2 separate regions of the Mus musculus genome follow, and region 2 is linked to region 1. A link is a loop called in an ENCODE intact Hi-C map of the cell type or tissue named here. Cell type or tissue: gastrocnemius. All regions are shown on one strand.

Region 1 (5,000 bases):
TGATTGGAATCTGACAAGGACTTATTACTTTAAAAACTTTTTTTTCTCAGGCATTTGGTTTTATCCCCTGAATTCTCTTTGCACAGCGATGGAGGTTTTTATCCTGGATGTCTTTTGATCTGTAGCTATTTGTATAGTTTGTGAGCAGCATATTGAAATGGGTTTGGGATAGAGCAAGGAAAGAATACACAGACAATGAGATAAAGAGAAGGAAGAAAAAGAAGCACAAAATTGGGAGAGGGGATGGAATGTCAATTAAGTATAAGATTAGAGGGACTCCAGGCCAGGGCTTTCCCGTCCTTTTGGATGAATGGTGTTTACACAAAAGGAATGATCTTGGTGTCCTTTGAAACCTAATTATGAAGCCTAATTATATTGATGCATTACTGTGCCACCAAAAACATGGGACTGGCACTTTTGGTCTTTCACATCATTTGTCATAACTTACTGCTTTTTGTCACCATGAAATCTCACCTCTATTTTTTTTCTAAGTCCATAAGTCTTTATATCATCCTTCATTCCCCCCTCCCTACTCCAGATGATGTGGACACACCTGACATGTATCCCATGCCCTTCTATGTGAACTACCCCAGAGGTTTCCACTTTGTATCCCTCCTTCTTTACATCACCCTAAACACTTTATGGATTGTGTTAGTTTTGGATAACTGCTTTATGTAATTCCAGTTAATACACAAACCACATATCTCTTGCTTAGGGTCGCTTTTCGGTCATATGCCTTGTCCCTAAAACATAGTATAGACTCTGAAGAGACGACTCAATGGAGCCACTTCTAGACCTTGAGGCTGCACGTCCCATGAATGGTCACTTTCTATATCTCGTGCAAGACGGATGACCATGGCCTTAAAGAAGCCACCTACTTGAGCATCAGGAGGAAGTGGGAAAGGCGAGGAAAAAAGAAATGGGTTTACACACATTGGATTCATGAGGCCAATACGCAAGCCACAGGTCAGTGAATGCACAAGGGAGACAAATTGACAATGCTGGCTTTTTAAGCCATGTCTTAGGTGGCTTCAGATCCTAGGAGAGCATGTGAATTCCAGGAAAGCCAGCCTACAGGCTCTGCAAAAAGGCTTTGTCCTCCGAGACCTGGCTCATAAGATCCAGGAACTGCCCTCTCTCCACATACAGAAGAATGCTGAGAGCTGGGGCCACGTGCCTAGAACCAACCATCCAAACTCCCTGGCCTTCTTTCTTCTGATGGCAGGAGAAAGCACTCGGGTCACCAGTTGGAAAGGGAAAGGATAGGTCACATGGGAATAGCCATGTGGCTAGCTTCATGGGGACAATACAAAGCTGTGTACACTCTCAGTTGGCAAGCAGATTTGCTTGTGTTCAGTCACCTGTGGCTCAGTGGCAGAGTCACACAGAGATGACAAGTCTTTCTGAATGTTTAAGGGAAACAAGACAATCAGAACATACACATATAGTCATTTTTGTTTAATGTCTTTTTTTTAATAGCAAGCAAAATCCAGGTGTGAAGCACATCTGGACTCGAGCCAGCACTCATCACTTCTAGGGTAAGCTTTCACCAAGGAAAGCCACGCTTAACTCAGGGCCTCTAGAATATGGTGGCCATGAACTTGCACTGTTAATTAGGTTCTCCTGTTGCTGGTTAGGACTTCTCCACAGGTCTTTCTCTTCTTAGAAGACAAAAGATTTGACAATACCTGTCTCCAGTCAGTGTAGCCTGTTTGCTGCCAAGCATCCATTCCGTGGTTCTCAATGTTTGTAGTGTATGTTAAGTTTCCCAGAAGACCTGAGTAATAGAGAACTTATTGGGTACTGTACTCAAGATTCTGATTCCCAGCACCTGGGACTGGGCCAGGGAATCTGCATTTCTTACAAACTGCTGGTGACAATGACACTAGGTTTACTGCTGTAAACACTCAAGGAGGAATGGCCACTTTTGATTTCTTTCTCCATAGAATTGACCCTCGGCTCTCATGGTTTCTCACACCAATGTTGCCCACACCAGTCACTGTGAATCTTCCTGGGAGTCCATTTCAACTGCTGCTCCTTTTGAGGGGTTAAATATGTGCCAGCCATTCTTTAAGTAGGACTGGACTAATTTCATTCTTACGATCATACCAACATTAGAACAAAACTGAAACCCAGAGAGAATGAATGACTTGCCCAAGGTCACACAGCTTGTGAACAGTATAGCTGGAGTCCAGATCCAACGTATTTGACTCAGAGCTTGGTTGTCATGTAATTGATAGATCAAGCTGGGACTTGTACGGAAGTGTATGAAAAGACTATTAATGAATGCCACAGGAAAAGACATAAACTAGGACTGTTGTAGGTGAGCCTACATGTAAGGTTATCCAAAGGGAGTTTGCACAGACTCTTGAACCGGAGATAGAGGCAGAATGGCTAGAGTTGGGTATAGTTAAAGAAACACTTGTGTTCATGCAGAAGCTTGTATACAACGGAGTTTATCAGTTTCCACTCTATTTCACCCACCGTTATACTTCATGTAGAGCAAAACAAGGAAAGTCTGCCTGCCTGCCTGCCTGTCTCTGTCTGTCTGTCTGTCTGTCTGTCTCTGTCTCTGTCTCTCTGTCTCTCTGTCTCTCTGTCTCTGTCTCTCTCTCTGTCTCTCTGTCTCTCTCTGTCTCTCTCTGTCTCTCTCTGTCTCTCTGTCTCTCTCAGTCTCTCTCTGTCTCTCTCTGTCTCTCTCTCTCTCTCTTTCCTCCCCTCCCCGGGTTGCTTCCAGTCACAAGCCTGTAGAAATGCAACTTGAGGGCTTAGTCCTTTAGGTATGGAAGTAGAGACATTTTAGAAGAGAAGATGAACTATGGCTTTCAAGAACTTCTGGATTCAGGGATTATGTGCAAAATCCTGCCCATCAGGGTGGTTTTTATATAAGAGAAGCAGCTGTTGGGCCCTTAGCCCTCTTTGATTTACAAAAAAAGAAAGGGTAATCCATCAGATTTTTCCCCCCTCTGTCCCAAGTGCAGGAATTTCTAAAGAGGCTCAACACTACCCTCTAGTGTGCAAAACAAGAAGGCCTGGACCTCAAGGAGCATTTATGATAAAGGCAGCTGGAAGAAGAGATGATTAAGACAAGAGAGAAACGTCTCTAAGACTGCCCCACCTGGGGATCCACCCCATAAAAAACCACCAAACTCAGACACTATTGCAGATGCCAACAAGATTTGCTGACAGGAGCCTGATATAGCTCTCTCCTGAGAGGCTCTGCCAGTGCCTGGCAAATACAGAAGTAGATGCTCACGGTCATCCATTGGACAGAGCACAGGGTTCACATTGAAGGAACTAGAGAAAGTACCCAAGGAGCTGAAGGTGTTTGCAGCCCTATAGGAGGAACAACAATATGAACTAACCAGTACCCCCAGAGCTCCCTGGGACTAAACCACCAATCAAAGAAAACACATGGTGGGACTCATGTCTCTAGTTGCATATGTAGCAGAGGATGGCCTAGTCATCAATGGGAGGAGAGGCTCTTGTTCTTGCAAGATATATAAGGGAATGCCAGGGCCAGAAATCTGGAATGGGTGGGTTGGGGAGCAGGGGGAGGGGGAGTGGATAGGGGATTTTAGGAGAGGAAACTAGAAAAAGAGATAACATTGAAAATGTAAATAAAGAAAATATCTAATATAGAAAATAAGAGTCTTATGGGCCCTCTGAACTAGAAAGGTTCTTAAACATGAAGACCTAAGATGATGCTTCTGATATAGCAGAGCAGTCTGTGAAGTGTACCCTGCAATACCTTCATCCACACAGGAGAATGGGCTAGAAGGACACTCTACAACGTGATACTAGCCACCTCCTGGTCCCACCACAGTAACAGAGTTACTAAAGCTTCCATAGAGATATGGAAAGCTGTGTAGAACTTATTACCTGGACACTGCTGACCACTGAACTCTCCTGTCCTCCAAAGATGCCATGTTACTTGCTGGGCAATTGCTATTGACAGAAACAGAAGAAAGCACTTACCCGAGGACCCTATATGATAGACGCCTTGACACATAGGCTCTGATTTTTCTGCTTTGTTCACTGGAGATCATGTTCTGTAGTAGAGCTAAAACTTAGAATGAAATGACTGGATGATGACTGAATCCAAACTTCTTGTCAGTGGTGCCGAGGCCTGGAGGATCCTGCAAAGCACCAGGAAGCCATGTGACGCCTCCAGCAGGGTGGACAGTCTTCTCTCGGGTCCGTGTGTCCCTTGCACTCTGTTCTCCCCTTCTTTCTCTACCACAGTTCAACTCTATCTAAGACTTATTCCATGAGCCCATCTCTTCAAATTTGCTCATAAACTTTGGAACATTTCCTTTCTGACTGTTGATAAAAATTGCCCTTCTGTCTATTTATAAAAACAAACAAACAAACAAACAAAAACACATAGCCTCCTGCCTATGCACAAGTCAGTTCTAAAGAACACAGGAATGAAAAGAGGCAAAGACCATACCTTGGATGGACTGGCAGTTTCTAGAGCTAGACAAGAATGTGAAAACAAGACAGAGTTACAATTAATCAGTTCTTCTAAGGAAGATCTCTGAAGATGAGGACAGAGGAAGTGATATGCATGCTGCCTTACCGATCATGCCCAGTCATGGTCTCTCCATGATGACAAGTAGTGCCTGCACAGCCTGCCTCATGGTAACATGTATATGGATGGGATTTACTGGTGTTCTTACAACCCTAAGTATTATTTATTACTCGTGCTTTCTTTTACTCTCCTATCTGTTGCTCTAAGACTGAATAGAAACATAAGTTTGCACCTTCAAGCAGTTTACTTAGTGAATTAGTATTTCATTACCCAGTGAATGATTACCCACAATGCCCAGCATACTCTACTTGTACTTCTCTAGTTGTGAGATGGTGCCATTCAAACTATGTTTTGGGCAAGTTTCACTGTTGCGTGGATTTCTTCTTTCACTCCACTAATACTTGACTTATGGAATCCTCTTTATATGACAGACTCTATGCTAAAGAGAGAGAATACAGTCATAAAT
Region 2 (5,000 bases), 660 kb before region 1:
TGCTGGGGATTGAACCTAAAGCTGTATGTATTCCACATAAATTCTCTACCACCGAGCTGCATCCCTGAGGGTTGGGGATGGGGTGTTTTGCTTTGTTTTTGGTACAGGGTGTCTCTAAGTAGCTGTGGCTTGCTAGTCTGGAACTGGCAGAGATCTGGTGGCTTCTGTGTCTTGAATGCAGGGATTGAAGAACGCACCACTGCATGCGTTTGTTTGTTTGTTTTTAGGCAAGGCCTTGATTTGCAATTTAGGGTGGCCTTGAATTGGTGACCATTTTGTGTTGGCCTCCCAAGTGCTGGAATTATAGGTATAAGGATTTAAACCATGCTACGCACCATGGTGTGTGTAGCATCTGAGAGGCTGAAGCAGGAAGTTCAAGAGTTCAAGGCCAGCATGGGCTACACAGGGGACCTTGTCGGATAAAAGAAAGAAAGGAGGGAAAGATGGAAAGAAAGTGTTTTACTAAGGTATTTATTGCTGCTGCAGTGAAACACTATGGCTGAAAAGCAAGTTGGGAAGGAAAGGGTTTAGTTGCCTTACACTTCGCATCATTTGTTCATCCTTGGAGGAAGTCAGGACAGGAACTCCAGCAGTGCAGCAACCTGGAGGCAGGAGCTGATGCAGAGGCCATGGAGAGTGCTGCTTACTGGCTTGCTTCCCATGGCTTGCTCAGCCTGCTTTCTTATAGACCCAGGACCACCAGCCCAAGGATGGCTCCTCCCACTATGGGCAGGGCCCTCCCCCATAATCTCTAATTAAGAACATGCTCTACAGCCTTGCCTAGAGTCCAGTATTATAGAGGTAAATGTTCGGTTGAGGTTCCCTCCTCTTAGACGACTCCAGCTTATATCAACTTGACATAAAACTAGCCAATGCATGAAGGAAGAAGGAAGAGAAAGCAGAAAGAAAGTGAAAGATAATGGAGAAGATGAAAAGGGTATAAGTGGAACAGAAGTGGGGTGAAGGAAGGTGATGGGAGAAGAATATGAGTGGATTATGTCATGTGCACTATGAGATGTACGATGAAACCCATTATGTGCTACTAGTATATGCCGATAAAAATTGAGAAAAGAATGCAGTTTACTTTTTAATATTTATTCGATTAATTTATTTTATGTATATAAGCACTCTATCTGCATGTACATGTATGTGCCAGTAGAGGGCATCAGATCCTATTACAGGTGGTTGTGAGCCACCATGTGGTTGCTGGGAATTGAGCAGCCAGTGCTCCTAATCACTGAGCCATCTCTGCAGCCACAAGAATGAAATTTAAATGGCACTTGAGCTAGTCACTAAGAGCAGGCTGGTGTGGGCAAGTGGCATTGCTCTCTCTGACCCATTCCTTCATATTGCTATGTCAAATGTCCTTGTCATCTGTCTCTCAAGGGACTATCAAGTCCTTGAGGGCAGGCGCCATGCCTGAATTATCTCAACAACAACAACAACAACAATAACTGAAGTAAATAAATAGTTACTGAGTTTCCTTTATATGCTAGCCTTGTGCTAGCCATTCTGTGGGTATTACCTTATTAAAGTAGGGGCTCTCACCTTCCCAATGCTGTGATCCTTTAATACAGTTCCTCATGCTGTGGTGACCCTCAACCATAAAATTATCCTCATTGCTACTTTGTAACTGTAATTTTGCTACTGTTACGAAGCATAATGCAAATATGTGATATGCAGGATAGCTGAGATGAAAGGGTTGAGGACTGGAGAGATGGGTCAGTGGTTAAGAGCCCCAACTACTCTCCCAGAGGTCCTGAGTTCAATTCCCAACAACCACATGGTGGCTCACAACCCTGTGTAATGGGATTTGATATGTCTGAAGACAACTACAGTGTACTCATACATATACAATAAATAAATCTTTGGGTCAACAATATGAAGTAACCAGTACCCACCAGAACTGTGTCTCTAGTTGCATATGTAGCAGAGGATGGCCTAGTCGGCCATCAATGGGAGGAGAGGCCCTTGGTCTTTCGAAGATCATATGCCCCAGTACAGGGGAACGCCAGGACCAGGAAGCAATAGTGGGTGGGTAGGGTAACAGGGCTGGGGGAGGGTACAGGGGACTTTCAGGATAGCATTTGAAATGTAAATGAAGAAAATATCTAATAAAAAAAGAGAGGGTTGAGACCCACAGTTTGAGCACTGTGGGATTAAATCCTCAACATATTTTATCAAAGGAGCTGCTATCATCAGTCCCATTGGCCTCTTAAGGGGGATAAACAGCTTGTCCACGAACACAGCCAGCACAGAGCAGAGATCTCATCCATCCAATCTTTGCTCTTCTTGGACCATGTGTTATTTTGCTTGTGTATCCAGTTGATGTTTAATAAGTATTTATTGAACAGAGAATTGCATACAACAAAAGAGGTTTTTTGGTTTTCAGAACAGAGAACTGGGAACAATTCTCCCTGAAGAGGTGGACCAAACTGAACATGAAAAGGGTCTACTTGATTCCCCAACACAGCTGGTTGAAAGTAACGCCATTTTCTGTTCTACAAACAACCATGTTCTATAGCAGCATGAACACTCTTCTCCCTCTCTCCCTCCTCTCCTTCCTCTCCTTCTCCCTCTTTTTTCCTCACCCCCTCTGTGTGTGTGTGTGTGTGTGTGTGTGTGTGTGTGTGTTAGTGATGACCCCCACCTCCAAGGGAACTCTGTCACCTTCCTGGGACTTCATTTACAAACCGGAGTGACAATTTCTTTACACTTCCTTCTGGCAATGGGAGAAATATCATTTCCCCTTGAGAGATATAAACTACACGTCAGACGCTCTGAAGAAGAGCAGAAAAGAACCTTCATATTTAATATTTATTGAATCCTACTTAACCCAGCATTTCCCAACCCCTTTGCCTTACATAATAATGCTCATAACTAATTCCACACTTTGTCTTTTTTATGTGGCTGGGTGCTTTTGAAGAGGCACTTTCCAGTATCCTGTATGCTCAGGAGATAACCACGGGACGTGGCTTCCAGTTGTTCCTCAGGGATCAAAGCTGCAACTATGATTATGAAATCCTGAGATTTGTTAGAAAGGTTTAAAGGTTCGGCAAATTTACAGGTCATGGCTAGTTTCCTGAAATGGACCACAGGGGGCGCTAGTGGACTGTCATAATGACTGCCACACTCCAGACTTGGCAAGGAAGGGCCAGGCTGGAGCTGTGGCAACCAGGGGCACTTGAGCAGATCCTTTCTCAACTGAATGGAAAGCTACTGAGAACTTGCTCCTATCCCTTTTGGATTTCTGTTTCTTCTGGATGGGTGGTGGTGGTGGTGGTGGTGGTGGAAGAAAGGGACAGAATTCAGAAAAGAAATCTTTTGCCCTTATCCTCAGAGATCAGGTGGGGGGTGGAATCCCATAAAGCAAGACTTTTCATCTACATATCAGTGGCTTGTGCTCACTTTGAGCCAGCTGTGGTTGACCATGGAAGGCCTTATTTTTTTCTTTATAAATTCTTTTATTATAAATTAAAAAGGAGGGCGCAGGGTGTGGTATGCACGACTCTAAACCTGGCAGTCAGAAGGCTAAGGCAGGAAGATGGGGAATTCAAGTCTAGCCTGGGCTACATATTGCTATCCATACAGGGGAGAGACAGATGTCTTTAGAATATACATTTGTTTAAATTAAAAAAAACCCTTAATGTTCTATAACTTTGCTGCTTTTAATGATCTGGCAGGCTATAAGGGGCTTTGGTGCAAAATGGACATACATATCTTTTTATCATCTTTGTCATGTGGCACATATTAATGAAGGCAGCCCAACTTAAACACAATTAACTCATGGAGTGACTTTCCCCCTTTTGGGTGCTAGGGACTTAACTCAGGGTCTTGTGTATACAGGCAAAGTCTCTACCACTGAGTTAACATTCAAGTCCTTCGGAAATACTTAGCAGGCTATTGGTTTCTTTCTGTGTATGTCCTGTCTTCCCAACCAATACTCCCTGAATGTAAGGGTTCCATTTAGGAAGACTCCTTCACAAAAGCCTTTTAAAAGCTTGCCCTCAGAAGAAAGTATAAATGGGAATTGGACGGTAGCCCACAGGCAGAGGCAGAGGCTATGTTCCCACAGAGATAGTCTGTACATGGCTGGTTCAGAGAACTTTTGAGTTTAGAGGATTTTCAACATTCAGTTAACAGCATCATTTCTTTGTATATAGAAAGTGACCAAGGCTCTCAAGTGAGGCTGCTCAGTACCAGCCCTTCCAGTGCTCGAGGTTCTGACTCCTGTTCTTAAACAGGGTGCAACCTCCCAGTACTACAATCGACCTAGTCCTGGGTGTTCCAGAGATTCCAGATGTTAATCTTCACCAGCAGCGAGGGGTGTGAAGCATCACATCACACCCACCAGGGCTCCACTACCCTGTGAAACAACTTGTTTGGACAATTTCATCTTTGTCCGAATGGGAGCAGAAGAGGAAGCCGACGCGGAACACCGAGCTCAGTTGAGGATCTCTGACCAGTCACTACCCCGCTCCTCTCGCAGGGATGCTGGGAAGAACTTGGACGTGACAGAGGAGACAGTTTACACTCTTGGAAAGTTACTGGTGCCTTAGAATTCCAGGAAGTGCTGAATCATAGAGTCACAGACTAGGAAAAGCTTCATAAGAAAAAGATGAAATGAGTATCCGCCGAACACCTTCCATAAAGTGGGGTATATTTTACTTCAACCTCAGTCGCTCCGCTCTGGGTGAGGAAACCGAGAACCACAGTGGAGTAGAAACTTGGCCCCAGTTACTGAACCCGTAAGCTCAGATTTGGACTAGGTTGTCAAATGATGGAGTCATTGCTGGGAACTATTATTATATCAAGGGGTCCTATTTTCACTTTCTGGTTCCAACCGCAGGTAACACAGCACACACTTGTGCGCGATGCCCTCGTCTTTCTTCAGAGCCTTCACTAATAGCAAAGTTCTCAAAGTCACTTGTGAATGTCAAGTTCTCCCTAGGATCTAACTGCAGTCCCTTCAGAGGCACTGCCCTCAGGGGACACGGAAA

Evidence for each region. A loop is a pair of places that touch in the nucleus more often than their neighbours do. Peaks named below come from ENCODE experiments on the same cell type or tissue, not always from the same donor. Only the 100,000 strongest peaks of a DNase experiment are listed, where the experiment ranks them.
Region 2: it touches region 1 in a loop (5-fold over the local background); 17 of 42 quality-filtered maps call a loop at or near these places.

The regions. Positions count from the first base shown.
Region 1 is chr10:87,647,289-87,652,288 of GRCm38, reverse strand. No RefSeq gene overlaps it. Among named protein-coding and RNA genes, the nearest start is that of Pah, 130 kb to the right of the region's middle. In gastrocnemius, a CTCF peak has its summit at 3,015 (motif pointing left); a DNase peak (open chromatin) is centred at 3,043.
Region 2 is chr10:88,302,618-88,307,617 of GRCm38, reverse strand. It overlaps a transcript of Washc3 not described here. Among named protein-coding and RNA genes, the nearest start is that of Gm51779, 32 kb to the left of the region's middle. In gastrocnemius, CTCF peaks have their summits at 1,155 (motif pointing right) and 3,086; a DNase peak (open chromatin) is centred at 3,112; H3K27ac peaks cover 1,224 bases.